4 separate regions of the Homo sapiens genome follow, and regions 2, 3 and 4 are each linked to region 1. The links are chromatin loops, found by intact Hi-C in ENCODE. Cell type or tissue: endothelial cell of umbilical vein. All regions are shown on one strand. Region 1 overlaps LINC01924 (long intergenic non-protein coding RNA 1924). Region 2 has its middle 67 kb from the start of LINC01924. Region 3 overlaps LINC00305 (long intergenic non-protein coding RNA 305). Region 4 overlaps LINC01924 (long intergenic non-protein coding RNA 1924).

Region 1 (8,000 bases):
TTTAGAAAATCCAAAAAGATTTTGGATTTTAAGAAATCCAAAACTGAGTGTTCTAGGCATAGTGCAAAGCATTTATGACAATAAAATATCTGGAGTAGAAGAAAGAACAAAAATCTGCTTGACAAGCATGTTTCGAAAAAGGAGGGATAAGTTCAGATATGACTAGAAAAAGATGGCTTTAGTGTGTTCTTAAAGATAGATGCCTGGACTCCATCTTGAAAAGTTCTGAATCAGAAAGTCTGTCTTTTGTCTGTTCTTCTTTTTATAGGTGTTTTCAAATATAAACAGCTGCCACGCCCAAGTAATGTTGCTAATATCCCATGAGAAGCTTCTCAGGTGTAGGCAAACCATACTTGGCTTAAACACTATAAGCATCTTGCCCCATCCCTATGCCTGCCTGGAACATTGCCTTGGTTAGAGGTGTGAATAGAGAGAATGTATGCTGTTCACAGCTAATTAGTGTGCTTTAATTTAGGTTTTCCTTTCTGTTCCATTTCATAAACCCTGACCTTTATCATAACTAACATCCCTCTCTTGCTTTCTCCAAAGTTCCCCAATTGTGAAAGTATTTAAATTCTTTCTGTTATTTAAAAATAGCATGTTCATGTAATCATTTTAGAGTAAATCTTAATAGAGTTTAAGAGATGATTTTTGCCTTTATTAAAGAGCATGCAGGTGCCTTAATTTGCTTTTTTAAGTAAGAATAATCTAAAACATTAGAATTCATAGACATGTGGAAAGGTAAGCATTTTAATACAGTGACAGAATACATTTAATCAGGTAAAGGAATCTAATGAATAAGGGGAAATGCATCAAAATATCAGTTATTGACCCTTGGTAAATGAGAATTCAGGGTGGGTGATATTTTCTATGATATTTTATGACTCTAGTTGGTTTTTAATATTGCAAGTGAATGATAACTTCTGCCACTGCTTTGTCTTTAAAACACTTCAGAAGAATCACTGTATATCAATGGGAGGCTACAGCATGATATAGCTGCATAAAACATATGCTAGTGCAAAGATGCTAAAGAGAATCATTTGTTTTCCTAATAGCTCTATTTCAGCAGACCATGGCCTTACCCAGAAATGCCCTGTTAGCAAAGCTGTCATTCTACAATGATCTCTGGATGCAAGAACGATAATAGAGCACAGGCTTCTGCATTTATTGTAGAATATCATTTTTCCTTTATTTTTGAAAGAATTCATAATTTGTATTCTATTTTCCTTTGGCTAGAATAGACTAAAGTTTGATTCAAGGTAAAAACTCATCCAAGTAGGGAATTATACACTGGAGAAATATTTACAAGATGCACTGTAATCTTTCTAGCTAGAGTACATTAGATTTTCTTCTTATATCCAGGCACTTGAAATTGATACACTGAATATTTTCTTTTCCCCAGGTCACAGTATAAGAATAATATCATTTAGTTTACAAATTATACCTTGGGAGCCAAACTTTATGTAGTACCAAACTAAAGATAGGTTGATAGTGTTTTGGCAATTTACAGACCAAACATCTTCAAAGCCCTTGGGCCTGCAGGAATAATGAGGAGGATGTGATTAAATGGCAGTCCCCTGCTTGAAATCTTTCTGCAGCTTCCCATCATCTTGGATTTAGTTCAGACTCTTCACCATGGCCCACGAGGCCCTAAGGGATCCTGGCCTACACTCTCTCTCAGACTTTATCTTGTATGATTCTTCCTTTTTACTATATTCCAAGTATGCTTGCCTTCTTAATGTCCTTAACACATCAGTCTCATTCCTCCCTTGTGGAATTTGCCCATGCTGTTTCCCCCTCTGAAATGATTTTTTCATAGAGTGTTTACTTAGTTTGATTCTTTTTAATAGTCACACTTCAGTTTAAATGTTTTCACCTTTGAGAGGTTTTGTGATCACCATTCCAGAGTAGGCTCCCAGACACTGAATTATCTTGCCCTACATTTTTTTTTTAAATAACAATTACAACTACATTTTATATTTGTTTACTGTTTCTCACCCCCTCACTAGAAGGTAAGCTCTGTGAGATCAGGTTCCCTGCTTGTCTCATTGCTATACCTGAGACAGTACCTTGTGATAATGGGCACTTACTCTTTGCTTGTTGAATGAAGCAGTGAATGCATAAGTGAGATTCAATCTAAGGACAAAATAGAGCAAATGGAAGTTGATCTCTCTCTCTCTCTCTCTATTTCTTTCTCTCTCTCTTTCTGTGTGTCTCTCAATTTGCTCATGCTTTAATTTTACATTTAAATTCCATGGCAGGCAATATCAAAGGGTAGTTTCAAGTTTCAATTTCCTTCAAGCAAAAAAATTTTATAGTTAAAGCACGATTTGGATATTTTTCTACATTCCTAGAGCTAGCACTCAGGGACTTGGACCTATTTGCAGCAAAGATTGATTAAGTTTCCAAAAGTCTGGCATTTAACAGGAGTTTCCACATTGGTTCTATAAATCTACTGACCTAGAAAAGGTCTTTTAAATTTCTCATGAACACTACCAGACTGTTGCAATGTCAAAGAGATGAAGTAAATATCAGTAATCCAAGAAGTCTGATGCAAAATGGTGCCAACATGAGACTCTGCCATTACATATTTGTCCTTATTTCTTCTTTGGCCTAAACAGTTTGTTTAAGATTCAAAGTTTTTCAACTTCTTTCAGTTTATGTTGTTCTTCCAAATGGTAACCAATGACATCTTGACCTCATTATAAAATAGTTCCGTAGGGGAAATATGAATGAATGAAGGGATGGATAAACAAACAATTTTAAAACATCAATGATGCTGATGAAAAGAATGGGTAATATATTGAGTTATGCTATTTACTGTAATATAATTTCCCTACTGGCCATGCTTAGTTGCTATTTTAATATTATATTTAACTTAAGGGTCAAAGGAAAAGCAATAACAGGAAATAAAAAAATGCTTATATCTTTATAATAAAAAATTATATCAAAATTGTGGCATGAAGCTAAAGAAGAACCTAGAGGGAAAAAAAGCTAAGGATACTGATATTAGAAAACTAAATAGGTCAGATAAAGCAGATAAATATCTACCTTCAGAGGCAAAGGCTAAATAAAGGAATACATCCAAAGGAAATAAAAAGACATTAAATATTAAGGTAGAAAATAAATTAATAAAATTCAAAAAGCTTATTATGTTAAAGTTTGGTATTTGAACCAATATTAATATAAGCATTGATAAAACTTTATTAAAACTAAAAAAATGGAAAACTTGAAAGGAAAATATTAGAAATGAAAATGGGGACACATAACCACAGATATACAAAGAGTAAGAAGATAGTAAGAAAACACTGTAAAACATTTATGACAATAAGTTTGAAAATTTAAACAAAATAGAAAATTCCAAGCAGAGCAAAATTGTCTAATTTTGTTCTGTTTGCAATGCTTCTGAAATGTTCTACATGAATGAAGTGTTGTATTTGATAGGGGCACTCTATTTCCAGTTCATCCTTCTGAAAAACTGACCTTTTTATTCATCTCATCTTGTTCACCTTTAGGAGGGATATAGGAAGTAGTCAAGTAGCCTTCAGCTGCAAGATTCGTTTTTGGTGACTCACCAAGTGACTCTTTTGCCAAAGACATCTATGTTATTGACCTATCTCAAGGACTACATTGTCATCAAAGAAATCAATTTATTGGAGTTAGTAAATCGATTAAAATGCAAACATCCAGTAAAAATGTCTTCAGTATGCAGATTTTTCCATTAATGATGAATAATGAATTAGTTAATACCTAAAAGGCAACTAAAGGTGGCAGAAAAAAGTTTGATGGGGTGGAAACATGCATGTACAGTATAAAGTGAGATCTGGGAACAAGAGGATCTGAGAATGAGAAGAGCTGAGATGAAAGAGGAAATGAACAAAAGGCCCCTAAGTCAGCATTTGAGCACATGTGGTGCCTGGGAGTTTTGGGCTGAGGGTGAAATTAAGCAAGAAAGAATAGCAAAGAAAAATGTGCCTTTTATACTTTGTCTAGGGGCAGATGTGATACAGTGTTTTATTGGAAGGAGAACTAAACTAAAAGTCAAAAGAATTGACTGTTTTTTAGTTGCTGTGGGTTCTGCCTAAGACACTTGGCCTCTCCATAAAGTAATGTTATTTATATAGGAATCCTCTAGGTCTCTCCTTGTTCTGACATTTTGTTTCTATACATTTTACTGCCACTTGCCTAGCCATATGTAAAGCTACTACTTTCCCAGTTATCTCTTCACTAACAACAAAGCTTCTAATTTTCAAGTATCTATATCTCTTATTTCATTGATTTTGAAGTTACACACTCTCCTGTCCTTAAACTGTGGAGCTAAAGGATGTCAACTCGTCATTATTTTTATGGCTATGCTGCCTGTTTGAGTCACTTGTTAGCATTTATGTGTTATCATAAGCACATTAGAGTCAACAATTAATCCTCAAAACAGCTCTTCCAGAGAGGCCCACAAAAGATTTTATAAATACTATTGAAATTCATCTCGTGCCTCCATAGGAAAGTATGCAAGTGATTTTCTGACTGTATAAATATGATTCCATGTCAAGTTTCAACTTAATAAATGGGGCATAGTCAATAGCACGCGTACTAATTAAGCTTCTGTTCTTTAGTATTATTGTGATATATAATTGTTTATTAGCCTCAATAAGATGCTCTGCCAGAATGAGAACTGTCAATTTTGTAAAATTTATTGGCAGGATCTTAGAACCTGGATGGAAAAAGTAAGAGTACAATATAATTGACAGATACTTGTGAAATTTGAGCACATTATCTCTTATTCTCAGGTACAAATGGAGGTAACAAATTAAGTGGAATTCAGTCTAACAAGGAAGAGCTCTCAGCCAATGAGAGCAGTAAAACATGATGTAAATGGATGAGTAAGTGAAACCTTAGCTGAAATTCCATCTTTGGAATGAACAGATGTTGCTTGAACATATATCCTGTCGCGTACTTTCATGCTGGCTCATTTCCTATGGAGAATTCTAAACATATCAACAACATACTGTTTCTATGGGGCTCCCACGTAGATGGCAAAATTACCAAATATTTCTTATTAAAGTTATTTTCTGTGAATGGGTGTTAAAAATCTCATTTGTTTGTGTTCCTCATGCCTACGTTTTTTTCTCTGAGAGAACCCTACAAAGCAGCAAGAGATCACTGAGTAGTGCACTGTGAAGAAATCGTGGGCAGAAAATGAAAAAAAAAGAAACAAAGATAAATCCTATCCACTTCTCATTTCTGCACACACTTTTCTGCCCTGTGGAAGTTAACTGTGGTGTAGACTAGACTAGTCCTCTGTGCCTGGGCTTCAGCTCATATCTGTTTCTGAGCTTGTGCCATTAAAGAAAGTAGGATTTTTGGCTCACTGCATTGGTGTGAGGATGTGAGATAGTGCATAGGAAGGTGCTTATCAAATTGTAAGGTGTGACAAAGTGTTTGCTATACCTTATTGAAACAATCAAACCTGAGGTAATTGGTATTACCATCTCTTGAAACTTCACATATGGTTGCATTTTAACTATAACAATCAAACTACAAATGAAAATTCTGAGTAATTGAATAGTTTTGATATTTAGTACACGTGTATGACCATGTCTACACACACACACACACACACACACACACACACACCCTGAACTCTCAGTAATATACTACAGATTTCATAATATAGTACAAATGAAGCGACCTGTTATTTCTAGATTTAGGATGTCATGAAGGTAGGATAGAAGAAAGAAAATTTTCTCAGTTGGGCCAGGTGACAGTGTGGCTGTCATGAGGCTCAATTGACTCAGAATGCTGTGAAATAGCGTGGTCCTGTCTGGGTGGCACCATATTACATATCAGCCAATGCTGCATCCCTAAACTTAGTGCAACTGTAAAGCCAGCATTTTGCTTTCTACCCTGACAGCAGGTCAGGTCATGCAACATTTCAGTGAAAGCAAAGAAAAAAAGTTTGACAGTGCTAAATGTATTTTTAGATAGTCCCTTAATTGGTCATGCAAAATAATACCCTCCTTTGCCCCATACAAGGCTGATGGGTCAGTATTGAAATAATAGGGTAAAATTATTATGAAAAGAGATTATTTAACAGAACAGATCATGCTTCTTGTCTTGGGGCCTTCAGTTAACAAAAGTTCTCTCTCTCTTTAACCTACTTTAATTCACCTCCCTTAGATGACAGCTTTTTTTTTTTTCCAAATGAGCTAGCAGAAATACAGCCTCAAGGTTACGAATTAATTCAAGTCAAAACAGAAATGATGTGAAACAAAAGATAGTTTCAAAAGCCTGCAAATGTATTAAGTAACATAGAATTCTGTGCAACTAGAATGTATAATATCCTAAATATGAAGGAAAACTCATAATGCACTGTGAAAATCAGTTTGGATAGAGCAAGTCTGACTTATTCATGGAGATATAAATACAATACAATAAAATAAAATACATACAAATAAATACAATAGATGTCTTCAAGATTGTGTAACTATGTCCATACAACTGTCTATGACTCAAATTTTAAAAAAAAGAACCCAGGTTCACAAGAATCTGTAGGTGCTGTAAGATTTAATTCTGGATTGTGAAAGTTCCTTTATACCTTAGATTGTCAACAAAAGTTCCAGTGGTTTATTATATATCATAGCAGAAAGCCATCTTTTTCCAGATTGTTTTGTGTTCAAATAGCAATATTTCTGGCCCTCTAGGAATGACATGTTGTTTGGATTACTGAGCCAGAGAAGCCGCTGGACCATTGAGATTTAGTAGGCAATATGTTTGCCAGCCTTTTTGAAAATTGGAATGTTATTTTTGAACTTTATCGAAGAACATGCTGCATCTCTAAGGTGGGCATTATAAAATTAGTGAACATGTGGTTATCTCTCATTTATTTGTTTGCTACTGAACTAGAAGGTCAAAAATCCACCTTTAAGAGAATATTATTTCTCACACGACTTTCTTGTTTAATGGTATTATTTATATGGATAATAATAAACCTGCTGAATATTCACATTCAATTAAACACACACACACACACACACACACACACACACACACACATTCATACGCATACATAAACTCTCTGGACTACTGTTTTCATCCAAGTAAAGAAATGTCACAAATACAAATATTGAGTTTGATATGCATCTGTTACCATAGAAATGCTTATTTGTGCTAATTAAGATACTTTACCTTGATTAAAAGAATTAGTGGTTCTAGCACATGAAAAGTGGACTGGATTTGTTTTAGATTGATTTGGATGTCACCAGTCTTGCATTTTACAGTGTGCACCTCTCTTTGTGTGCACCTCTCTGTGTTTGCACACAGAATTTGAACCTGTTGCATAAAAACATTTGCTTAGAGTGCTGTGCTAACAAGATCATTGATCTATTTTTGTGTAGGGCAATTAGCTTCATTCCACTCGAAAGCCACACATTGCACCCCTGGTCATGATCTCTACCTTGTAAATGTTTGTCATGTGTCACAGGACAAATCTGGAGACAGAAGCAGTCTGGGTCAGCACAATTTCTTGATAGGAAAAACAACTCAAGGACATTTCTGCTGGTAGTAGGTTGGAGGACGTAGCATGTGAAAGCCAGAAGTGAAATTACAGACAGTTTCTTCCAGCCCACTCAAAGATATCATCTTTGAAAATGAAGACCAGTTCATAATATGCTGAACACAGTGGCTCATGCCTATAATCCCAGCACTATGGGAAGCCAAGGCGGGCAGATCACTTGAGGCCAGGAGTTAGATACCAGCCTGGCCACCATGGTGAAACTCCGTCTTTACTAAAAATATAAAAATTAGCCGGGTGTGGTGGCAGGCGCCTGTAGTTCCAGCTACTCAGGAGGCTGAGGCAGGAGAATCACTTGAACCTAGGAATCGGAGGTTGCAGTGAGCTGGGATCGTGCCACTGCACTCCAGCCTGGGTGACAAAATGTGACTCTGTCTCAGGAAAGAAAGGAAAAACAAACAAAAAACTTATAATATGCAGCTGCGCAGATGCA
Region 2 (8,000 bases), 370 kb before region 1:
ACCTTGACATATGTGATTCCATTTTATCCTCACTTTAGCCTTACATAGTCTATGTTACTACTATAATTTCACAAATTAGAACACTGAATCCCAGAGAAGTTACGAGGCCTGCTTTAGGTTACCTAGCTATGAAGAAGTAAAGCCAGGAAATAAAGCCATGATTCCTTTAATTCCAAAATCTATGGTACCTACCTAGAGGGAGGTAATTTCTCTGCAATTTAAAGAATGTATTTAGTTTTAAAATTCATACATTAATTTATGACAGTCCTTCAGTTGAGTCAACATAACATCAAATGTAGGTCATTATATCTTTGAACCAGGAACAGTTGGCTTTTAAACAATGCCTATTAGCTTCCCTGTAAAGGGAAAATGATAATACCATGATTTGATTAGAAGAATTAAATTAGATGAAGAAAAGAAGTGTGCGGAAAGTAGATAACACATGGTTACTGTCAACAGTCTATAGTTCTTTTCTTTCTTCTTGATTAAAAGAAGGTAAGACCTCAAGAAAGAACCCATCACTTCGATATTGCTGTGCTGAGCAATTTCAATTGGTTTTTTAATAATCTTTTATTAGGATTTGTGAATGAAAAGACTTAAAGCTTGTAACAAGTTCAGTCTGAAATCAAATATGGCCTAGACAAGGCTCTCAAATCGATAGCAAAGCATCTTCTGAGGGATTGTATTTACTCACTGAAAGCCCTAAGGATGCAGCTAGAATGTATGGGAGGAAGCCAGAGTTGTCAGCTTGTTAAAACAAACAACTTTCTCATTTAAGCCTTTCAAAGATTAGTAAATGGCCTTAGAAGACAGTGAGTCTTCTATCACCCTAAGTCTTCAGATGACACAGATAAGAAGAGGGTTGTTTGATGAGTGGGGTTACACCTGGAGGGCTTTAACAACCCTCTCTTGCTATGCTTCAGAGATTCTATTATTCTGCTAAGATGTAATAGATACCATGAAGGCCCCAAATACCTCAGGATGGTTTTTAATTTATTTACTCATTCATGTAGTTTTTTTGTTGTTGTTGAGTGCTTCTGTACCAGGCCCTGGTCTAAGCACCAGAAATGTAAAATGAGCAAGAGATATTCCTTCCTCTTAATGAGCTAATTTTCTAACAAGAAAGAGACATATGTGAAATAGAAAACCCAGTAAAATATGGCTGGTGTTATATTAGAAGACTGTATGTGGTATAATGGGATCCACAAAGCAGAGGTCATCAGTGCTCTTTATTTTACATTTAGTACTTTTTTTTTGTTATTTTGATCTAATCTCTTAATTTTGAACATTCTGACTCAGCCGCTAGGTTTTTCTTCTGAACCAGCTCTGGATATCTGCTTTGTAAATTGCAATCAAGAAAAAGAGACATCCCTCAACACCATCCACATGGAAATTGTCCTTCTTGCTCTGGTAGGTCTAGCCTGAAGACATGAATTTGAGATTTAGCCATGTAGATAGTGGTTGGAGTAATGAGAGGAGGGTGAGCTTATCCTGGGAGAGGAGGTAGATGGAGAAAAGAAACCAAACAGTAATAGTAGCACTGCTCCATGGATACCCTTGAGTTTCTTTTCCATGCATAGCATGAAAGCATGTAGCGGCTGTGAAATGACACAGCTTTGGAGATGCGAACCACAAATGTAATGCATTTTTTGATAAAGATTTAGAATGAGCTACCATCACATAACCTGAGAATGTTGTTATGACCTTCTTCCAATATGATCAGAGAGGAGAGCCTTCACGGACAAGCTCAGTTCTTCTACTTCCTTAATTTTTGGGAAATACTTTCTCCCTTTTTTATATCTTGAAAATATCAAGAAGAGGGAAAATCTCATTCTTGTCTGCCTAGCATCCATTACTCGTGGGGTAAAATCAAAGCCAATCATCACCTAGCTTATTGGCCAAGGTTTGGAAAAAATTTCACTTTTGGATCTTTCCTCACTCTTCTAGATACGATTAGTTATCGCTCCATTCTCTGTGTTTTCATGACTATCTTTATTTCTGTGTTTTGGCTTTTACCATGTTATATTGAAATATATTTTTGCATTATTTTTGTCTTTCCCACTTGATTACAATCTCCTAGAGGGCTATAACATTAATTTTGAAATCTTTATAATCTATTATAGTGCCCGAAAATAGATGTTCAATAGATATTTAATAAAGAACCAGATAAATTTATTTATTTGTTTTAGTGTCTTAAATATCTTTATTTTTTAAGGAACAAATGTCTAATTATATACATAGAAACCATGTAAAATATCCATTTTTTTCTGTGAGCCAAATCAACTTCTCTATTTTATTTTATTTTATTTTATTTTATTATTTATTTCCATAGGTTTTTGGGGAACAGGTGGTGTTTGGTTACATGAGTAAGTTCTTCAGTGGTAATTTGTGAGATTTTGGTGCAGTCATCGCCCGAGCAGGATACACTGTAACCCAGTTTGTAGGCTTTTATCCCTTACCCCCATCTCACCCTTTCCCCCGAGTCCCCAAAGCCCATTGTATCATTTTTATGTCTTTGCGTCTTTATGGATTAGCATCTGCTTATGAGTGAGAACATATGTTTGGATTTCCATTACTGAGTTACTTCACTTAGAATGATAGTCTCCAATTCCATTCAGGTTGCCGCAAATGCCATTATTTTGAAGAACAAGATAAATTTGGATATAACTGTGAAGTAGGCAAAATTCTCTCCATACTTTCAAAATATGTCTTTATTTCCTGTCATAGAAAGCACCAAATAATGGACTTGCTATGCTGTTGTGGAAATAACATCCCTCTAAGAATCAAGATACTTGAACTTGTTGCCATCCCTGTCCGTTACTTGTTGAGCAAGCTTTAGAAAGTCAGTTAACTTGGAAAAAACAAAAACAAAACAAAAAACAAACATACAAAACTTCCCTTGGTTTCCTTATCTGTAAAGCGAGAGTGTGGAAGGAGATAATCTTTGAAGTTCCTACCAACTCAAAAATTCTGTAACTCTTAAAAGTGGCCCATGGTCTCATAATAATGTTAAGTTGGTGCTATTAAGTGTTATTCTAGAGTAACAGGTATAACAGATATGAAGCCACGGCAACTAGGTTTGTATTCTAAATCTGCAACCAAATGGTTGTGTGACATTGGACAAATCACTTAATATCTAAGCTTCAGGCTGGGTGCAGTGGCTCACGCCTGTAATCCCAACACTTTGGGAGACTGAGGCAAGCAGATCACCTGAGGTCAGGAGTTCAAGACCAGCCTGGCCAACATGATGAAACCCCGTCTCTAATAAAAATACAAAAATTAGCCGCGTGTGGGGGCTCGCACCTGTAGTCTCAGCTACTTGAGAGGCTGAGGCAGGAGAATCACTTGAACCTGGAAGACAGAGGTTGCAGTGACCCGAGATCACACCACTGCACTCCAGCTTGGGTGACAGAGCGAGACTCCGTCTAAAAAAAAAAAAAAATGCTAAGCTTCTGTAATCTAAAAAATGAGAATTAAATGATAATATTTGTCATAGCATGCAACTTAATTCAAAACACATTTCATTTCAAAACACATTTCAAATTTGTTTTTAACTGTGCACCTCATACTTGGTTATTCATTATGCCACGGCAGCTAAGACCAAGCCACTTTCATGTTCTGCAATATTGTCCTACTGCAATAGTCTCCTGACCAGCTTCCCTGCCTCCAGAGTGAAAATTTAAAAGCTGAAATCAAATCACATGATTCTCCTGCTTCCAACCTTCCAATGGCTCCCATTTTAAACTTAGAATCAAATTCCAATTCTTTGTATGGTCTATAAGAACTGTGTGGTCTGAGCTGCTTACTTCTTCAGTGTCCCATCTGATCATTTCCATCCCTCTATTCTGGGGCCCACTAACCTGCTGATCTTCCAAGAAATGAGCTTGTTCTGTATTGTTCTTTCTGCTTGGTTTTTCCCTCAGACCTTCCCAGGGCTGGGCTTTTCATCATTTTTTGTCTCTGGCCATATATCAGAGAGATAGTCCCTGTCTACACAATACCTCTCTTTACTTCCAAGAACTTTGTGTCTCTTATGCTAAGATTTGCAGACATTTAGTGACTGATAGTGACTTGTCCAAAGTTACTCAAACTTTAGAAATTAGAATCCAGAGGTCCCATGTTTTTTAAAAAAATCACATGCAGACAGATTGCCATTGTATCTTTGTAATATAAGAAGTACCCACTTCCTCCGGGTTTACTGAGGGAAAACTTTCTGTAACGGAGTCACTGATCATCATTAGATATGGAGGGTGGAACTTTGGACTTCAAACTATTTTTCATATCCTGCAAAGCATGGGGCTATTCTTGAGTTCCAATTGTTGCACTTAAGCATAAGAAGAATATGACAATCAGGACTGTGTTTTTTCCAAAAGACATGCTAAGACAAAAATAAAACATTAATTTAGTAATCACCAGATTTTTCCAGCAAGCACAGTTTTGTGTTAGAATGTTTCAGAGATGAAGGGAAGGGGGAAAAAAACTGACAAATGCATTTCACTAGCTGTAATTGACGTGTGGATAGGTAAATGGACATGAATTAACAGCTTTTAAATGGTTATGGCAGATGTTTTAAATGGGCCACACTGGACATACATCAATATCCAATCTTCCAATCTTTTTTGTAGCAGAGTTAAGAGACACTAAAAGTACTTTTAAGTTAATGAGTGACTAGCAGGTAAGCAACGAGCAAATTGATAGGTTATCTGTCCCAATTTCATCTGTGCATCTGACAGGTCCCACACAGTATTTAAATTGACTTCAAAAATATTTTTTGTGTTTGCTATTATGAAGGTAATTGGTGTAAAATTCCCTTGTTTCACAAAGACAAGTTAACCAAAAAAGAGTAAAATAAAAATCTCCACCAGAGGTCAGCAGTGTACACATTTTCACCATGGTTTAAACTCAAGAACCCCCACTACAGGTGGGATCTGAGCTTTATCAATAGGGTGAGATGAATTCCCTGACGATAGCACTCTTTTGCCTTATTTCTAAAGCACTCAACTCCAGTAAAAGTTCACAAAATACATCTTTGAAATTTAGAAATTATGAATGCTGCTCATTTTGGTGAAAAGATGAGAGTATGGGCCATGTGGTATGGAAATGGACAGTGGTCTGATGACTGACAAGGGAATAGAAGCCTGGGTTGCTCTTTCCCTGTCACAGGACTGGTGTTACTGCCACATGCAAAAATCTCCTTTTCAGGAGTCTTTTAGGTTATAGTTCGGTGAGAAATATGTCAGAAAGTAGCCACAGAGATAAAGGGTCTTTTTCTTATGTATAGTAAAATAAGGAAAAAAAATATATAGATATAGCTTTCAAGTAATAGCTATATACTTTGTAAATGTTTTTGATAGTCATATTCCTCTAATTTTTGAATATTCTTTCTGGTGAAAGGCAGTCAGTCAAGTTTGTGTTTCTAACTCTTGTCCATTACTGGGATGATGTCTCGTGAGTTAGAAGGATATGAAGGCTTTAAAAGTTTCCCTTGGAAAGGGTGGGATTGAAACTGTTGGTCTCAATGTCTTTCCAGCCATTGAAGTTTGTAATAGTTTTGTTGAAGTTAGCAGTCTTTTGGTAGTTTTTTGATTGGCTTTACTCAGAAACTCTGTGGTCAAAATAGGCATTTGTAATGTGTTTAACAAAGAACATTTTGCAAAATGTCTGACAATATGGAGTATGAGGCAATTGACACTCATATATGAAGTCATCATCATCATTACCCAGAGCAGCCATACCAAGTGCCAACACAACACTGGCTACCCAGCATCACTGGAGGGTGCCAACAGGACCACAGGAGGATGTTGACTTGGAGGATGTTTCTCCAGCGTCCTAGACAGCATTATAGTCACATCAGGATATCTACAAAAAGCAAAGCTATGTTACCACACTAGGGTTTCTTACAATCTTTTGCTTAATTAACATTAATTAACTAAATCTACAAACATGCCACTTCCTTTTTTTTTTTTTTTTTTTTTTTTTTTTTTTGAGATGGTGTCTCACTGTGTTACCTAGGTTGGAGTGCAGTGATGCAATCTCAGCTCAGTGCAACCTCTGCCTCCCGGGATTAAGTGATTTTCCTGCCTCAATCTCCCAAGTAACTGGGATTACAGTTGTGCACCACCACACCCAGCTAAGTTTTTGTATTTTTAGTGGAGATGGGGTTTCACCATGTTGGCCAGTTGGTCTCGAACACCTGACCTCAAGTGATCCAGCCTCCTCAGTCTCCCAAAGTACTGGGATTACAGATGTGAGCCACCACACCTGGCCCCACTTACTTTTTTATCAATAAATCTTGAATGCTTTACATTCCAGAAGAGTTCGAGAGAGAAACATGGGTGCTTTAATCTTAGGCTGTGCATAATATATGATATTTCCAAGTTGTTTCTCAAGAGTTTTAAAAACTGGTCATGAGGCTTAAGTATATTAAATCAGGCTTATTTTCAAAAGCCCTAACTTTAATTTCTATTGACAGTCTTTTAAATAGCAAGCAAATTTTAGTTGAATCCAAATATAAACTCTATACATTCATTATTTTCTATAAAATTGTAAATGACGGTAGTACATAAAGCATATATATATATATATATATATACCCAAAAAAAAGAAATGAAATAATTATTCTTTCTTTGTCCACAGAAGCAAAAGATCACTGAGAAATTCAGTCAATAAATATTTAATAAATATCTACTTGAAAAGATCACTTTAGAAGTTATTGGAGGAACAATAGCAAATAACTGAGTCAATGTCAACAAGATAACCATTTAAGGTAATCATATATATATATTTAATAATTATAAATTATTTATTCAGAAAACACTTAATGATTACCTGAGGAGTACCAGGCTTTGAGAAGAACAGTGGAAATCATTAGTAATAATAATAATGATAATAATGGTAATGGTGATGCCACTAATGACAGCATCTATCATTTATTGAGAGCCTTTATGTGCCTGGTACTGTATCAAGCATTCTCCATTTTGTTTTACCTCCATTTTAAGTTAAAAAACAAAGGACTAGAGAAATTAAATCTCTAATACAAACGTTCAGATATATTTGCAGAACATTCAGCCAATGTCTGATGTGTTTGGCTCAAAAGATGTTACACTGTATGGTACTACTTCTCATACAAAGATATAAAAGACAAATACACTTTCCTTCAAAGATCATAGATCATGAAGGATGTGAAGAAATATTAATAGCTATAAAACAATGTAATGATTGCTGTGATGTAGGGATATCTACACCATAATATCCATCAGGGTGAAGGGAGCTTCTAAATGCCTTGTGGTCCATTCACAGAGGAGAGGATGATGCTCATTTTGAGGTGGCGTATGAGTAGGAGTTCACTGTACAGTCAAGGGTAGGGAGACTTGCAAATGAAGCGAATAGGAGAGCAAAAGTTCCTTGCATGAGAGAACAAGCACATGCTTTAATGAGCCTTTGCACAGAACGACTTTGTAGAATGAACAGGGAACAATGCTAGAAGAATAGGCAGACTGAGGCCATGAATAGGACTGGGTATGCCTTGCTAAGGAGCTTACACTTTATTCTCTAAGCAATGGGGAGAAGTTAAAGCTGAGTGTTGACCCAGTTAGGTTTGACTTGCCAAATAATCACTTTAGTAGCCGTGTGGAGAACAGGGGAGAACAGGTAAGAACAGGAAGAGCAGTTGCAATATTTTAGGTGAGAAATTACAAGGGATTCAACTAAGACAGTCACATGCAGTAGAAATGGGACTGGCTGGAGGGTTGCTGGCTAGATTAAATCAAAAGAGACCCCCTGAAAGTACATATATGGCGCATGTGTCTCATAATTCTGGCTCGAATGACTGAGCATAGGGTGGTACTACTACGTTTGGGAACACTAAGAATTGAGGAGGTTTTAAGGTGGGTAGGAATAATGAGTTGAATTTTAAACATGTTGAATGTCAGGGGTTATGTTACATATAGATTGGTAAGTCCAGTAATGATCAGAAATCCATGGATGCCTGCAAAAGAGAA
Region 3 (8,000 bases), 310 kb before region 1:
TCTGAACAAAATCTTCTTTAGGACAGAGAACATATCTCAAAGCACATTTAGTGTATTATCACACATCCAGTAAGCAATTCATTATAATGTTTTAAATGGCTGTGGAGGACAGCCCGAGGCACCAATGCTTTCGGAAAATATATTTTGCATGTCCACTGAATGGTGTCATAGCGAGTCTATAAAAATATTAGCCTTAAAGGAATCATTCCACCCATACTTTACTCTTAGCAATTATGCCTGAAACCACTCCAGCGATGAGGACTTTTTAAAAATGTATAAGTATCTAGAGATAATCAACCAGGCTACTTTATTACAAAAAGTTCACAACTTCCCCACATGAATATACCTGACAGCCAGTTAGTTCACTTAGCTGCTCTGGTTAGCAGTTGTAGGCTAATCCTAACCTATTTTTATTTTTATTTTATTTATTTTTTTGAGATGGAGTCTCGCTCTGTCACCAGGCTGGAGTACAGTGGTGCGATCTTGGCTCACTGCAAGCTCTACCTCCTGGGTTCAAGCAATTCTCCTGCCTCAGCCTCCCCAGTAGCTGGCATTACAGGTGTGTACCACCAAGCCCGGCTAATTTTTGTGTTTTTATAGAGATGGTGTTTCACCATGTTGGCCAGGTTGGTCTCGAATTCCTGACCTCAAATGATCCACCTACCTTGGCCTCCCAAAGTGCTGGGATCACAGGCATGAGCCACTGTACCCAGCCAATCCTACCCTGTCAATATGTTCTTGTAGTCACAGGGGTTGTAGCCATGGGGAAAAGTGACTCATTTAATATATGTGTCATCAACTTCTGCTATAGGCAAGAGAGTTTTAAATGATGAGAGCTGGGAAGGGGCTTAAAGATAGAGCATATGTTGACCTTGAGCAGCATAGCCACCCATCCCTGTTTATAAGATTTCTGGTACAGGAGATTTTCAGTTTCAAAACATGAGAGGTTCTAGGAAAACCAGGAGGCATTGGTCACCCCACCTTTACTCAAAGAACTTACAGTTTAATTGGAAAGAAGTGCACACAAAATATGAGAAATAGAAAAGTACCATCAGTTGCGAAAAAAAGGGAAATAGTTTTCCGCTGAAGGGATTCTGGATCGGGGAATGCAAATCCCTTGCTATACCTGGGGTCTGTGGGAGAAGAGTTGAATGAATGGCATTTTGGTAAGATGAAACTTGATGGAGTCCAGGCATTTCATTTGTCTCCTCCTAGATCTCCTGTGAAATGGCCAAAATGATAGCAAACTAAAAGAACGTTATTACTAAAAACTAGGGAAAAGAGTCAATCATCTGAGAGAAAGTGCAAATAATTTCTGCTGGAAGAGAGCAATTGGAGGACAATTGAAGGAAAACACTGAAGACTGTTTCACAAGGTCCCCTTCTGAAAAGATGATACAAACATGGAAATTAAGGAAAGCAAGTCCTGGCAGCACCCCATGGATATTCCCTTATTTGGAGTGGTGAAGGGAGGGGTGAGGGTCGACTGTGGGCAGAGAGCACAACACCCTCAGAAGCACTTCTGCTGCTGGAGAGTAAGGATCAGCCCAGGGAAGATCCTCCAGGATGTCTGGAGCTTCCAGCATGGCTGAACCAGGCAGAGAGCTGGTGGTGAGCCAGGCATCCCCCTAAGCAGTGAGCCTTCCCTTGGTAAAGCAGAATTTCTTCCTGGGCCAAGCTCACACCTGTAATCCCAGCACTTTGGGAGGCTGAGGGGGGCAGATCACCTGAAGTCAGGAGTTTAAGACCACCCTGGGCAACATGCCAAAACCCCATCTCTACTAAAAATACAAAAATAAACCAGGTGTGTTGGCAGGTGCCTGTAATCCCAGCTACTTGGGAGGCTGAGGCAGGAGAATCGCTTGAATCCAGGAGGTGGAGCTTGCAGTGAGCTGCACTGTACTCCAGCCTAAGGGACAGAGCAAGACTTCATCTCAAAAAATAAATAAATAAATAAATAAATAAATAATAAAATAAAATAAAAGAATTTCTTTCTGGGCAAGCAAGACTCCCAAGAAGCCTCAATCTGTGTACCTGTCATAGAGACCAGGACAAACAAATTTGGATACAGAAAACTGACCTCTGAGCCATACAGAGAAGAGACTGAACAGAATTAGCCTTGACTGATCATGGTTATGATTCTTCCCCATTTCTTTTAGGCTGCTGGCTTTACTAAAAGGGCAAAGCAATTTTAAATTAAAACAGCAAGGATGACAAAAAATACCCCTTTTGAGCTTAAAATTTGAGAGGCGATTTCTAACAGCAAGCAGATGGATAGTGAGGAGACACAGGGACAATCCTCCTACTCTATTTACAGGCAAGCATGAGGCTAGGAGAGACCTCTCCTCTCTCAAGGATGTGTAAATAGAAAACAGCCAACAGGAGGCCTGTGAAAAGATTTTGCAGCTCAAAATAAGGAGAGGGACATAGTACTCAACATCCAGGAAAGGAGCTAGTTTTGAAGAGATTTATTGCAGAAGATAAATTATATTTGGGCAATACCTGCTTTATGATCTCACTAAAATATAAGACAAGAGGAGATTTTTTTTTTGATAGAAGAAGTGAAAGATGACATGGAATCCTATGAGACTAAGGTGAAACAGGAGCTATCTGAAAACTAAAAACACACCAAAAGGAATCTAAAAGAAGTGAAATAATTTAAGAAAATTAAAAATGCAATTTTGGAATTTACAACTGCATTTCATCATTAAAGAACAGAACCAACACTGCAGAATTTTTACTTACTGGCTAGAAAACTCACCTGAGGATCCTAACAGAACACAAAGAAAGTGGGTGGAGAAAAGAAACAGATCAGAGAGAAATAGCAGATAGAATACATTTGGAGTTTCGATATATACATAATCAATGTTTCTGAATAAAAGACTAAAACAAATGGAACTATTTGAAGATATGAAATAAGGAATTTTATGAGCTGAAGAAATACACAAGCTTCATATAAAAGAGATCAATGAGTATCTGGAAAAATTTATGAAACATGGGAAATGTTATGAAAAGAAACAAAAATTTCAATTTTCCCCATGAACATTTGGAATTTCAACAATAAAATGGGAAAAATGCTAGAAGAATTCTCACAGAGTTCTGTAATGGTCCTGATAAAAAAAAATATTAAAAAATGAATAAAACTTTCCTATATGCTACTTAAAAGAGTTTATTAAGGATAGAGTTCATAGATAATATAAGATGACTCAAATAGACTTAAGAAGCAAGTGCCTATATACATAAGAATCTTTATGCATAATAACATAAAACTTGATAAAGTGATATGAAGAAATGAAGATTTAGTCTTTACTCTTAGATACAAAGACTCAGGATTGTATGCATATTAGTTTTTCCCAAATTTAATGCAATTCCAACAAAAATCTTAAAAATCTTAGAAGTTTTTAAAAACTTGGCAAAATGGTTCTAAAATGTAAAATTATCAATGTCCGAAACAGCAAAAATATTTTGAAAAACAGGGATAATAAAAAGTGACTTAACTAGACTGTTAAAATGCTTAACATAGCTGACTAGATAGAGAAATCAATAAATGAAAATAGTAAAACCAGAAATAGGTACATATACAGAAGTTTATAGTGTATAATCCTGTTGGTATTAAAATCCATTGAATAAATATGAATTATTTATTAAATGTCGAGCGTTAACTATCAGGAAAATGTAATGCTATTTGTATCTTTACAGTATACAACAAAGTTAATTCTAGATGAATTACACCACCAACTATAAACAATCATACCAAAAATTAATGAATATAATATGGGAATAAATATTTCCATTCAGGAATGTGGATTTGACTATATGACATATTAAAATCTTCTTTGTATTACAAAACGTAGTAAGTTAAAGAACACAATAATAAAATATTTAATGAACATATGAGGAACTACTGAAATTCCCAAGTAAATCTTGAATGCTTTCTTAGAAAAATGTTTAATGAACACAAAGTTAGTTTACAGAGAAGTACAATAATAATAATAATGGCCAAAATAACTAGAGGAATAATATTTTTATATAACTATAATAAAACTTTAATTTTTAAATAGCATTTTAAAAATTAATAAATTTAGTAAATATTTAAAATGCTAAGAATTCTGGAGGACATGGTGAGAACTCATGTACAGTCTACAGAATTGTAAGTTTGCATAATGCTTCTGGAAGGGACTTTATAAAGTTATGTTAGTGTAATGATATTTCCATCATTATAACTGGATATAACTATCCATATGTGATTATTTAAGAAAGTTGTAATATGTGTTTATCGTAGAATATTATGCAGCCATGAAAGATGTATTTTTAAAGATGCTAATAGCTGAATTAATTGCTGTGAATTAAATCTATTTGTATATTTTCAAGATTTTCTGTATTTGATTTATATTATATACAATTATGTTATTTTGTAAAAACCAAAGAGTCTGCCCCACCACTGGTGATTCAGTAACACAATATTTGCCACAAAAAGCAGCTTATAATTACTACTCAAGACAATGGATTCTTATTGTCTTAGAAATACAACTTACTGTAACTTTGGAGGGAAACAATAATGTAAAACTTGTAATTGCTATGTTTCCAGTCCAAGGTTTGAGCACAAGGTGTCTTTTATATAATTTCAGATTTGCTTGTTCTTATTATTAAGACTTATGAAAGTTTTTAAAGTAGAATATATATAAAATAAAGAAAAAATATAAAGAACATTCTTAAAAAGAGCCTATAAAGAACTACTCCGCGTGGTCAGAAGAGGGAGCTTTTAGATTGCAAAAAAAGTAAAATTTTAAGCACTCTATTATCAGAAGTAATATTATTTCAAGTCCTCATATTGAATACTAATAAAAAAGTAGCCATGGAAACATTCCTTTATAATAACTTAAAAAACTTTTTGTTTCATGAAATATTGAACTTACCTTTATTCTTCATTGAGAGCATGTAGAATCTCACTCTAACCACTGTCTTCTGACGCTTTGCACATTTGACCTTTGTAAGTGTGGCTGATAAACCAGAAGGCTGCTGACCAGTTTCCATCTCCTGCTTTCCCTTTTCATCTTTGCAGGTCGCAGAGATGGCTACTGAGATAAGGGACAGGAGAGTGGAGAGCAAGGTGGCAACAACTAACCAACAACAAAATTAAAGATTTATTACGTATTATTGAATAAAGGTACAGAGGCAAAGTTCTCTGACCAACATTGTCCATTAAAGATAATACTAGAAATATAAAAGTTGAAACTATCCATCTAATCTGAAGCCTTTTTCTATGTCAATATTCAGATTTTAAAAACTAGTATTTCAGTTCCTAGTGCCTTCGTAAGCGATTCATAAACCTGACCGTGTTTATAGGTACGGCAGAAAATGAAGACCCAGGAGTGAGTTCTGTTATTATAAAAATCATGGCAGTTAGAAGTGTAACCTAGAGTGCAGAATGCAACAATAAGGAGGATAATTCTTTTTTAATTGGCATGGATCACACACCAGTTCCACATTCAATTAGTGGCTTTACATCTTGAAACAGAAGTAGAAAATTTGAAGTGAGTTCATGTACTCATAAGTAACATTCTAATTTGGGAAACAAATTATGAGAAACTCTATAAATAGGGTTAATTTTTTTCTTAGGTTTGTAACTTTAAAGAAAGAATTTGAAATGGTTACTCACCATGTATAATGCACAGTCTATGAAGGTTGATCATATCCAGGGGTGGAACCAGATAATTTCCATCCTGCAAGTGAAAAAAGAAAATAAATTGTTGTTTTCAGTGAATGCTGCAAAACACAATGAAAGTGAGTAACCCTGGGAGTGTAAAAGTCCCCCATTCTTCTGTGTGAATCAGTGCTCATCTAAAGCCTGGACCTGAACAGCCTTAGACGTGTCCTCTATTTGCACCCAGCCTGGTTTAGATGACCCCAAGCCTCTTTCTGAAGTTATGTGTGCGGTTGGCTTAAATTTGACAAAAATATTGGGTAGGGTCAAGGCACTAAGCCAAGTGACAAGGAGCATTGAAGTTTCATACAATGTAAGGAAGGAGAAAGACCTGAGGGAGAAGGAACCTCAGTCATCCCATGAATAGAAGGAAAGTGGGGTGTTTGAGCAGAGAGGATATAGAGGGATATTATTCAAATCAGTAAGAGGAGAAGATATCCTGTCTCTATTCCTGTTGACCTTCTCCTTCTTATCACCAATCATTCATTTACTTTTACTGTCTGAAGAGGTGCAAATATTGTAATTTAAAAAGCAGATATTCCTTATAATAATATATTAAATGCTATATACCTGGAAACATTGTTTTAATGTTTTGTCTGTGTATTCTATGGTCCCTAAATATGGTCACATTTCATACATGTGTACTCTCTAAATTTGTGATTTTAAACATTTATTTAAAAGCCCTATTTATTAATCACTGATCTTGTGAGGTGGTGATGGGTGAAAAGATGAATGAGGCACAATCGTAGAAACTCATAGCCTCATAGGGGAATCAGAGAGGTCAGCAGATGTTTAAAACCTGCTGAGAACTAAGTACAGGTTTCAGTGGTTAAGATGCAAGGTGCTGCTGAGGCAGGGTTGGACCCAGAGATGGAAGAGGCACCGACAGTGATATAGTTGGTCTTAAGCTTTGAAATGATCTCACTCCTGAAAATAAAAATCTTTTTTGCTAGCTGGTCACCTGAATTCATTTAGTTTACCTTGTCTTTTTCCTGTAGTAGGATTTCACAGAGGATTTAACGTGTAATGGTAAGAACTCGGAACTGAGTGCAAACAGTTGGTTTTGACCATCAGGGAGAATAAAATCCAGCCCCTTGGTTTTATTAGGTACTGGGATCCTCGTTTCTCATTGCAGATGGTGGATTTTGTAATGTTTACATCCTTCAAGTTGTGAGTTGCCCTTTCCTGAATACTTGATATGTTCTACATGGCAAAGTCTGCCAGTCAAACGGCACAAAAAATGGTGTGTTCTCAGGTTCCTTGTTAACATACATACAGCTTTTCGGAACACAAATAAGTTCAAAGTTGTGCAAAGCTGTAAGGTGTTCCGTGTTGCCCTGGGCATTAATATAAAGTGAAAGCTAGTTACAGTTTGCAACTGAATTAGTAGCAGTCTCTATTTATAATGCAACCCTACTTCGACATAGCACATATATTTTTAAAGAAAGACTTAATATCCAATTATTTTTACAAGAAAGCTGGCTGGCTAACTCCAAGAAGTTTAAGTTTTCCATTAAATATTGTTTTTTTTTTCTTCAGGGGAGATGGTTGTTATGACAGGATTCTTTTGCCTTATAAAAAGCCTCGTGTAACAGATAAAGTAATTAGCTGTAGACCAAAGTAGTTTGCTCTGTGTGATTCTTTAACACCCCCTCAAAGCTACTCAAGCATCATATTTCATTTAATTAAATACACAAAAAGTCAATTGGAGCTCTCCGCTACATGAAACTTCTTGAAAGTATGAAGAAAGAACGTCACAGGAGGGCTTGTGTGTTCACCACAACCTCAGGACTGTCCCGGTGCTGGGCCTTTCTTTTCCTCAAGGGGCTTCCCAGTACAACTCGAAGCAGTCAGGGCCAGGATTGTGAAATCAGTCCATCTTCTTCACTGGTTATTTGTGGAAGCCCAATTTACCCTACTTTTACCCACATCCCTAGGCAAGTGAGTGCAAATAACTGAAATGACTCATAAAGTCTTTGAATGAATTGATTTTCTCTTTTTACTTGAAATCAAAAATAAATGTTCTCTTTTTTTCTCTGGCAAATTGCCTCCTATGCAGTTATAGCTGTGTATTTCTCCTGGGATTTACAGCATTTGAAAATCAGCACTTGAGAGACTCGTGCACCTGTGTGTCCATATATGGCTTCCTGTTTTGTCACATGAGGCAGTTGCCTGCTATGTTCAGATTCAGGGCTTTTTGAGAGGGAGAGCCATGAATGAATGTCCCATGGAAGGCTGCTGGTGAAGAGTGTCATGACTCTTCTGTTTGCAATAGAGTGTGTTTGTATCCTCATTTA
Region 4 (8,000 bases), 70 kb before region 1:
TGTCCCCTCCCTGGGAATCTGCAGCGACATTTGGGAAGAGAAAATGTTGCAAAAGACTGAAGTTTTTGTGAGTGAGGCAGATGAGATTTCAGACTATCAAGATTAGGGGAGTTGCAAAATATATGACTATATTTTTACTCCTCAACTATTTGGAATGTGAAATGAAGAATCTTTAAGGTATAAATGTTTTGGATAAATCCACCTTTTATCTAAACAACTGCAAGGGAAATTTAAAATGATCACATTCGGCAAATAATTTACACGGACACTTTAGGCAGGGGTAAGGGGTGCCTGAATTGTTTGGATAATAGCCTTATTTCTCCTTTTAAGCTTTGTGGAAGGAAATTTTTTGACATGTTTCATCCTGGAAGTCACTCAATTTCTCAGTGTTTCTTTTATGCAACTGCTCAAGAAAGACTTGGGGAAGCTCAGGAAGCAGGTGGTTTGGAGGTAGAAACGTTACATATTTTGTTTGTTCTAATTATTTGCTTGCGGCATATGGAGAGAGAGAGTCAATTAGGCAGCTAGGATACCGACCACCAAGATCTTTATAGATTCAGACTTGCACTTGCATCCTGATGGGACACAAAACAGGAAGCTATTTGTTTAAGGGATCCTAACATTTTAACTGCCACCACATCTAGCCCCCTCTAGAATGAAAAGCAAGAGCTGTTTAATCGCCCACAGCATCTCTAAACAACAATTAAGAACAGGAAGTGAGAGGCACTGAGTCCAATTCAAACTCCAAAGGCAATAATTAATGAGAAGCAAGGGGCGCTGCTGATTATTGTAATTTCTTTTGGTTCTGATGACTAACATTCGTAGATTGGATATTCACTGTGCATTTCATTATTTATGTCAATGCATAGTGTTGATACACTAAATATGTAGGATCAAGATTGTAAAGTTTTATGCGGTAGAAAATAATATGGATGACTAGTTTATAATCAGTAAGTTGTAGTTTCCTATGAAACATTGACAGAATTAAGTAGAAATAATTTACTTGAATAAAAAAGAACATAATTGGTGAGCAACAGGATGCTGGCAGAGAATTTGTGAAAGCTCTTTTTCACTGAAATCTGAAGTGTTCATTTGCATAGTGAAGTCATGTTGAGAGTTGCATGTGTTCCGCCAAACATGGAGGGCTGTCAGTGGTTCAGGACTCTCCACCATGAACATTTGTCTATGTGTTCAGACCCTCTTGGGTCTAAGCAGAAACTAAGAGGTCCTGGCCCAGCTCTCATAACCTATTTGTTTGTGTAGACTTGACCAGGGTTTTGGTACCAGAAAATCTGTCTATAGCACCAACATCATTAGAGACATGGAACATGCACTTTCAGCAAGTGGCATGTAACACCTCACATACTGAAGGGTTATGATTCTGCTTTACAGCTTATGTATGGAAAATTTTAAAAATCTCAAGCAACATGTTCCTGCTACTCAGACTTTTGAGCTGCAGATTCAGCAACCGCTCAGAGAGTGTTTGGGGGGTTACAAACCAATAGATTAATCCAAAGGGTAGAGGAAAATTGAGATGATATATGTTTTTTGAACCCCAAGCTTGCGTTGGTTTTGGGGTTGAAGCAGATGCTTTGAGTGCCTGGCCGTATTTCCAGGAACCACCCAACTCGCAGCACTCGCGACTCTTGGCCTGGGACCTTGCTCTCATGCCTGCATGCCCCATGCACATGGCAGGTCAACAAGCGAGGATGTAGATCCACTACCTTCACCCTGGCAGCTCTCAACCAGTGACTTGACAGGAGCTGGGAGATGAACACTCTGTAATCCTGCCCTGGGGTAACTTCCAGATGCTTGTCCTTACCGGTTCTTTGAGCTCTCCAGTGGGATTGAGCTTCCGTTGCCCACAGTGGCTATTTAGCTGATATTACAAACTTTGTTGTTGTTCTTCTTTCCCCCGTCTCCCTTCCCTGCTCCTTCCTCAGAGCTCTGTGGAATTACCTCCTGGCGTAAACGACTTGCACTTGAATGCTCAACTCAGACTGTGCTTCTGGGGAGCCCAGTCGCAGACGTATTTTCCCTTTTCCCTTGCCAGGTTCCTAAAGCTAGTTAACTACGAATGGAAGCAACACCCGGTAGTGTGTCCTGGGAGCCTGCTGTGTGCCTCGACTGTGTTAGGAGCTGCACGTAGAGTGTTTCTGACCCTCAGAAGTACTCTACGATGAAACTCAGGAGTCAAGTTCTCAGCACACATCCTTAGCCAATCTCCTTGCATTTCACTTGCCCATATTAAATATTTATATGAGGTGTATTTTGAACAACAACAAGCAACATGAATGCACCAGTTAGCGGGACTTTCTCCTCTGTCATCAAAAGTCTGTGCCCAGGCAGAAATGGGGCTGTCTGTGTAAGGCTCACTTGAGGCCCCAAGTCATTCACTAAAGAGGCAGTTAGGAATCAGAGAGAGCAGGAAACCTCCGGCAAGGCTGGTTCATTAGTGCCTCTGCTGATTAATCAAGACCTGGCTGCCACTTTGTTAAATGCCCGGAGGTGGAGTTGGAGGCAATCAGCCCTGTGGAAGCTGCTTGATTGCTTCTCGAAGTGGCAGTTTGCTTTTGGACACTGGACTTGTTCTTGTCAGATCTGAATTGTGACCTTCAGTAAGAACAATGACCCTGCCTCCAAGTGCGGAGTCTATGGGCATACTATATAAGAGTCTGTTATACAGCCAGTCACACGTGAAGAAATAGCCGCAAAATCCCTGAGTGCAATTATATTTTGGTTTCATAAATGCAGCCCAATTATTGCATTTGTCTTCCTTTTGTATTTAGCTTGAAACAGCCACTCCCACTAAATGTGCCAAATGCTTTATTTTTGTCTCCATTTTTAGAGAGTACATCAGGAAAATGAAGTGAGCTCCCCCTCCCTCCCACAGTAAACAACCACATAACTGTAATAAGAAGCTTTCTGAATAATTTATAATTTGCAAACAAAAGTTCATCTGATTATGCTGAAATGACAGACACTCTGCCTAACAGTGTGTATTATCAAAGAGAGCTTTTTTCTTTTTTCCATTTTGGTGACTGACTATTTACACAAATTGAAGAGAAATAGCTATGTACACTATTACCTTTAAATTATTTTTTAATCTACCTTTTAATCTTTCAAAACTATACAGGAACAATATAATTATTCTCTGCCAATCACTGACAATGGCACATTCAAAAGCATTTTCCTATGCGGATGAACAAAAAAGACATTCAAGATAATGTGCAATTCATTGCTTCTTTTTTCCTAGGAAATGGGTGTTTCCGGGTTTTATATCATCAGTGACTCATGACTATTTTACGCTCTGTTTTCCTTGTTACATGGACAGAAAACATTTAAGACATATGATTTGCTGTGCAGCCACACCACCCCTTCTTGTCTCCTCTTGTCTTGGTGTCAGATGTGAAAATGATGGAGCTCTTATTTGTTTTAAAGCAAAAGTCTTTGATTAAAACTGATGGTTTGGTTGGAGCCACTTTGGGAGCTAATCAGACAATATAGAGAACAGAAACATTAATACTCCTCTCAAATAATGCCGGGGTAAAAATTGTACAATTTGGAGGGAAGTATGAAGTTTGGCTCATAATTTTGGCATTGATGATGAACCCTTTAAGGGGCCCCTCACTTATGTTTAGGTGATGAAATCCCATACTGTGATTGTTCTGAAAGTACAAGTCATGTCTGCACTGTAAACAATAGCTCTCTTACATTTTCAGAAGACCGGTAATTTTTCTTGAGAGAGTTCATTTGTTTTCTCAAATTATCTAGAATAGCAATCTGTCTTCTCCATATTATTATTACTTAATTTCACTTCAGGTTGGTTTTGGTAAATTTCCCTGGAGTTTGCCAAAACTTGGATATTGGGTTAAATAGGTATGCATAGCGTGGATTCATGTCCAACATCTGCTTTTTCAGAACATTCTACTAAAAGCTGGCAGGAATTAAGAATGTTCAAAACTGTACAATATAACATCTCTATCTTCTAGAATTTGAGAATTCTTTTTAAACAACAGAAAATCACTTTCCATAGACCATAGATTCTAACAATCTGCAAAGAGGAAACCTCTTTCAACATACTCTACTGGGCATTTTCCCCCAGGGATAGAGGAGGCTGCAGTGGCAGGTGCACTGCTCTTCATCAGCTCAGAACCCAAGAAAGCTATGGGAAACCTACCAAAGAGAACTGCAGGGTTCATGGTCATCTGAAGCCAGGTTTTTAGAGACATCTGGCCAAGCCTTTAGAATCAAGCATGGATTTAGAAATCATCTGAGAATCCACTGATTCTCATTCTCCAATGGGAAGTTCATCCCAGTACCATATGGGGCCAGCTGAGAATTCTGTCACCACACCAGCACCAGCACCCATCTGTTCTTTCTTATCTGAAGTGGTTAGAAGACGGACATGGGCTAGCTGTGAGATCAGCACCACTCATTGGGATCAGATGTACAGGCGCCCATTATTCCATCATCAGGGACTTTCATTCTTGGCCTGGAACTATTTGGTATCAATATTAAGAAATTCCATTAGACCAACATTTCTCTGGATATATTTTCACTAATATTTTACTTGGAAAGCAGCCACTAGCTCTTTTTAGACTTTTTAACAGTTGTCAGATGATTAAACTTTTCATTCTATAATAACTTAGGGTGGATTTAAACCATGCCATATCTCCTAGTTTCTGAATCATCCCATCTCTCCCCTATTAGCAAATTTAATGGTTAGGAGTAGGCAGACAGCCCACCAAGGACTTCTCAAATAAGAATGTTTAGAAAGGAGACACCTCCACATTTAACAATGGCAAATGCCGTCCCTCTTAGGAATTTGATTTCATTATAAGGAAAAAAATCTTTCCTGCATTGGTGAAAACTGCATAAATAATAATGTATACATTTTATTTGCCTTTACTCTCTCAGGGGCTTTAATTTCTACAGAAAGGAATATCTTTTGAGTCTATCTTAAGTGATGAAACATGTCAAGAAATTCAGAATTATCCCATCTGTAAGAAAATCACCACCCCCCCCCCAAAAAAAAAAAAAAAAAAGCTCAGACTCAAGCCCAGTAGACTTTCCTTTGTCCCTCTGTGTTGGGCATGCCTCAGCCTCCTGAATCAGCCCCTGGAGGGCATTGAGGCTGGCTTGATGTCACTTCTCCAGGGCAACAGATACTCCTGGAAAGAATGGTGTGTTTATAATTTTTATCCTTTTATTATTGTTTAATTACCTTCTGATACAAACAAGTGTCCTTGTGAAGGCTAAAAATAAACAGGATGGAGTTAGGCCAGACACCATCATAGTAAGACTTTTAGAGACAGACATTTCATTCCAAAAATTGAGTCTTGAATATAAAACTCTCTTTTTGGTTATCTAAGCACTAAGTCCACATACACAGGAGTCTATGAGTCTAATGTTTCCTTCATGACTCTTATTCAAAATTAGGGCAATGCTAGAGTATCTATTAAAGATTCAGGGCTTGGATTTTTATTAATGTTTGAGGTTCTTATTTCTGTTGATGAACAACATGAAAAATAAAACAGTGACAAGACAAATAGTGCCAGAGCAAAAGAGAACTCTATATTTTCTAACATTTCTTTTTTCAGTCATTTAACTTTAAATAAAATAGAGCAGAACATCATGTATTTTCCTGAAGGTGGAGGTGAATGGGAAAGGAAATGGTTTTATAGTGATGAAGATGGAAATTTGCAAATCATTTCACATTTAGCTTTTCCTTTTTACATTTGAAGCTTACTCACGGGAAAGGAAAAAAACGTATCGATAGCACTTGGTTCCATAAAGGGGTTGCAAATATATTTGAGAACATGCTCTACCTAGAAAGGAAACCTGGAAGGGGAAGATTGAGGGGGGACAGAGAATCTTTGTGAGAACGAGAGAAGATCGTGTGAATGGCCCCTAGTAAAGCACCTGGCATGTTGTGGAAATTAAGGAGTGTGGTCTCTTTCCCTGAAAGAAGAGAGAAGAAAACAGCTTTCAGGGGTCGGGGCTGGGGTGGGGTCAGAGAAGTTCTTTTTCACTATGGAAGTTAGTGAAAAGATCTCATTCCCCAATAATTTAATCTTTGTCTTTCCTGGCAAAAGTGAAAATCTTTCTGATCAGTCTTCTTGAATAGTGTATTTTGCTATTCTAAAGCATAAATAAGAGAATTTTGTTGCTGACTTTTTTTTTTCATTTCCTTCAGACAATAGTAGTGACGGGTTGAAGAATAGAAAGAACAGAAGGTAATGTGAGAGCGATTAGAATCATATTAAAATAATGATAGCAGCTGTCATTGACTGAGCCCTTATAATACATGGAGTGTTATATGCAGTATTATACTTCTTAGAACAAGTTAAAACTGGGATTATTGCCCTTATTTTGCAAATGCATAAAACCTTCAAAAAAATTCAAGCGCATTGTTAAAGTGATAACAGTGTGCAAGTGGCAGCTAGGATTTTTAACTGGAATCTCTTAAACCCCAAGTCAGTATTATTTGCACGGTGCTTTCCACTTGTCAGTGGTTCATCTCAGCCAGACAGAAAAACAGCTTTAGCCATCGAAATGGAATCAGGACCTTGCTCTCATGCAGTGTTGACCAGAGTGCTCATATCTAGCAGGGTTAGGTCTCCAAAAGGGTTGCTGTCACAACTGGACAGTGGCTGTTGAGAAAAAAATAAGAATGAAGAGGAAGTGGTAACAAAAAGTCCCAGAAGAGGAGAACAGGGCAGGAACGACAAGAGTGAGGAAGTTAGGAGGTGACCTGCCATCAACTGCATATTTTCTGTGGTCCTTCCTAAACTCCTAGTCAGCCCCTTCATTGTTATCAGAGGGTCACAGGAAATGCTCTGTCCCATTCCCTATCTTTTTTTTTTTTTTTTTCCTGAGACAAAGTCTTGCTCTGTCACCCAGGCTGGAGTGCAGTGGCATGATCTTGGCTCACTGCAACCTCTGCCTTCGGATTCAAGCGATTCTCCTGCCTCAGCCTCCTGAGTAGCTGGGACTACAGGTGTGTGCCACCATGCCCAGCTGATTTTTGTATTTTTAGTAGAGATGGGGTTTCACCATGTTGGCCAGGATGGTCTTGATCTCTTGATCTTGTGATCAGCCCTCCTTGGCCTCCAAAAGTGCTTGGATTACAGGCGTGAGCTACCACGCCCAGCCCTCAATCCCTATGTTTTTTAAGGCACCGCCTATTGTTACTTAATAGATATTCTATATTTTGCCCATGAAGAAAGAACAGAATCTAACAGCTATATTATTGACTCTATTTTCTGAGGCAAGTGCACACCCAGTCTCAGTTTTCTAATTCCCTGTTCCCGACCCCAGTAGCTTGAGCAACCCTTGGAACTGTGCAACTGATCTTGGCACAGAACACCAGAAGGTGAGCGCTTGGGGCCATGCACTGGAAGGTGAGGATATTAGTACTGTCTGCCCAGAAAGACAAAACAACCCACAAGTGGGCTTGTTTTATGTAAGACTAAAGCCTCATTCATCTACTGGCCTGCTCAGACCCACCCATTCAGTTTCTCTGGTGGTTTGGAATGGAGTCTCTGTGGGTGCCCTATGGAATTTTGTTGGGGTGACGTGAGTGCTTCCAAAGAGCTGGTTTCTTGAAGCCAAAGTGCTGAAAATGAGGCTAAGAAGGAAATACAGAAGCCTATGGGGGGAGTGTGGGAACATGACCCTCTCTGCCTTGTTAATGCTGCCAATATTTGTGTTAGAGGAGTAACAGGAACAAGCATTTGATCAATAGTCCAGAAAAGCTTGGGGAGGAGAAAGAAAGAGAGGGCAGCTAATTCCCCAAGTCCAGCTGCTGAAAGGGTGTTTGCTTTACCTTAATCAGTGGTGCATCACCAAGGGATTATGAAAACTGCCCAGAGGTGCTTGCCACCACTGTCTATGTTGGATCCCCAGTAGCTACTCCAAAGAAACATGCAGAATAAATACACACTGTGCTTGGTAAGCAAATATAGCTCTAAGTCAAGTCTCCAAACTCATTGTTC

What was found. A loop is a pair of places that touch in the nucleus more often than their neighbours do. Peaks named below come from ENCODE experiments on the same cell type or tissue, not always from the same donor. Only the 100,000 strongest peaks of a DNase experiment are listed, where the experiment ranks them.
Region 2: a loop joins it to region 1, with 10 times the contacts of the local background. A loop is called at or near these places in 11 of 110 quality-filtered maps.
Region 3: a loop joins it to region 1, with 4 times the contacts of the local background. A loop is called at or near these places in 14 of 110 quality-filtered maps.
Region 4: it touches region 1 in a loop (7-fold over the local background); 2 of 110 quality-filtered maps call a loop at or near these places.

What each region holds. Positions count from the first base shown.
Region 1 is chr18:64,400,423-64,408,422 of GRCh38, forward strand. LINC01924 (long intergenic non-protein coding RNA 1924) reads left to right here. Exons shown (of 10, transcript NR_033881.1): 6 at 6,699-6,836. Among named protein-coding and RNA genes, the nearest start is that of LINC01538, 140 kb to the left of the region's middle. In endothelial cell of umbilical vein, no CTCF peak of the experiment used is centred here; a DNase peak (open chromatin) is centred at 4,929; H3K27ac peaks cover 1,769 bases.
Region 2 is chr18:64,033,131-64,041,130 of GRCh38, forward strand. No RefSeq gene overlaps it. Among named protein-coding and RNA genes, the nearest start is that of LINC01924, 67 kb to the right of the region's middle. In endothelial cell of umbilical vein, CTCF peaks have their summits at 4,862 (motif pointing right) and 5,075; a DNase peak (open chromatin) is centred at 4,861.
Region 3 is chr18:64,092,919-64,100,918 of GRCh38, forward strand. LINC00305 (long intergenic non-protein coding RNA 305) reads right to left here. Exons shown (of 7, transcript NR_190189.1): 5 at 5,659-5,722; 6 at 4,916-5,077. Among named protein-coding and RNA genes, the nearest start is that of LINC01924, 7.2 kb to the right of the region's middle. In endothelial cell of umbilical vein, no CTCF peak of the experiment used is centred here; no DNase peak of the experiment used is centred here.
Region 4 is chr18:64,330,503-64,338,502 of GRCh38, forward strand. All of the region lies in intron 5 of LINC01924 (long intergenic non-protein coding RNA 1924), which reads left to right. Among named protein-coding and RNA genes, the nearest start is that of LINC01538, 74 kb to the left of the region's middle. In endothelial cell of umbilical vein, no CTCF peak of the experiment used is centred here; a DNase peak (open chromatin) is centred at 3,279; H3K27ac peaks cover 1,248 bases.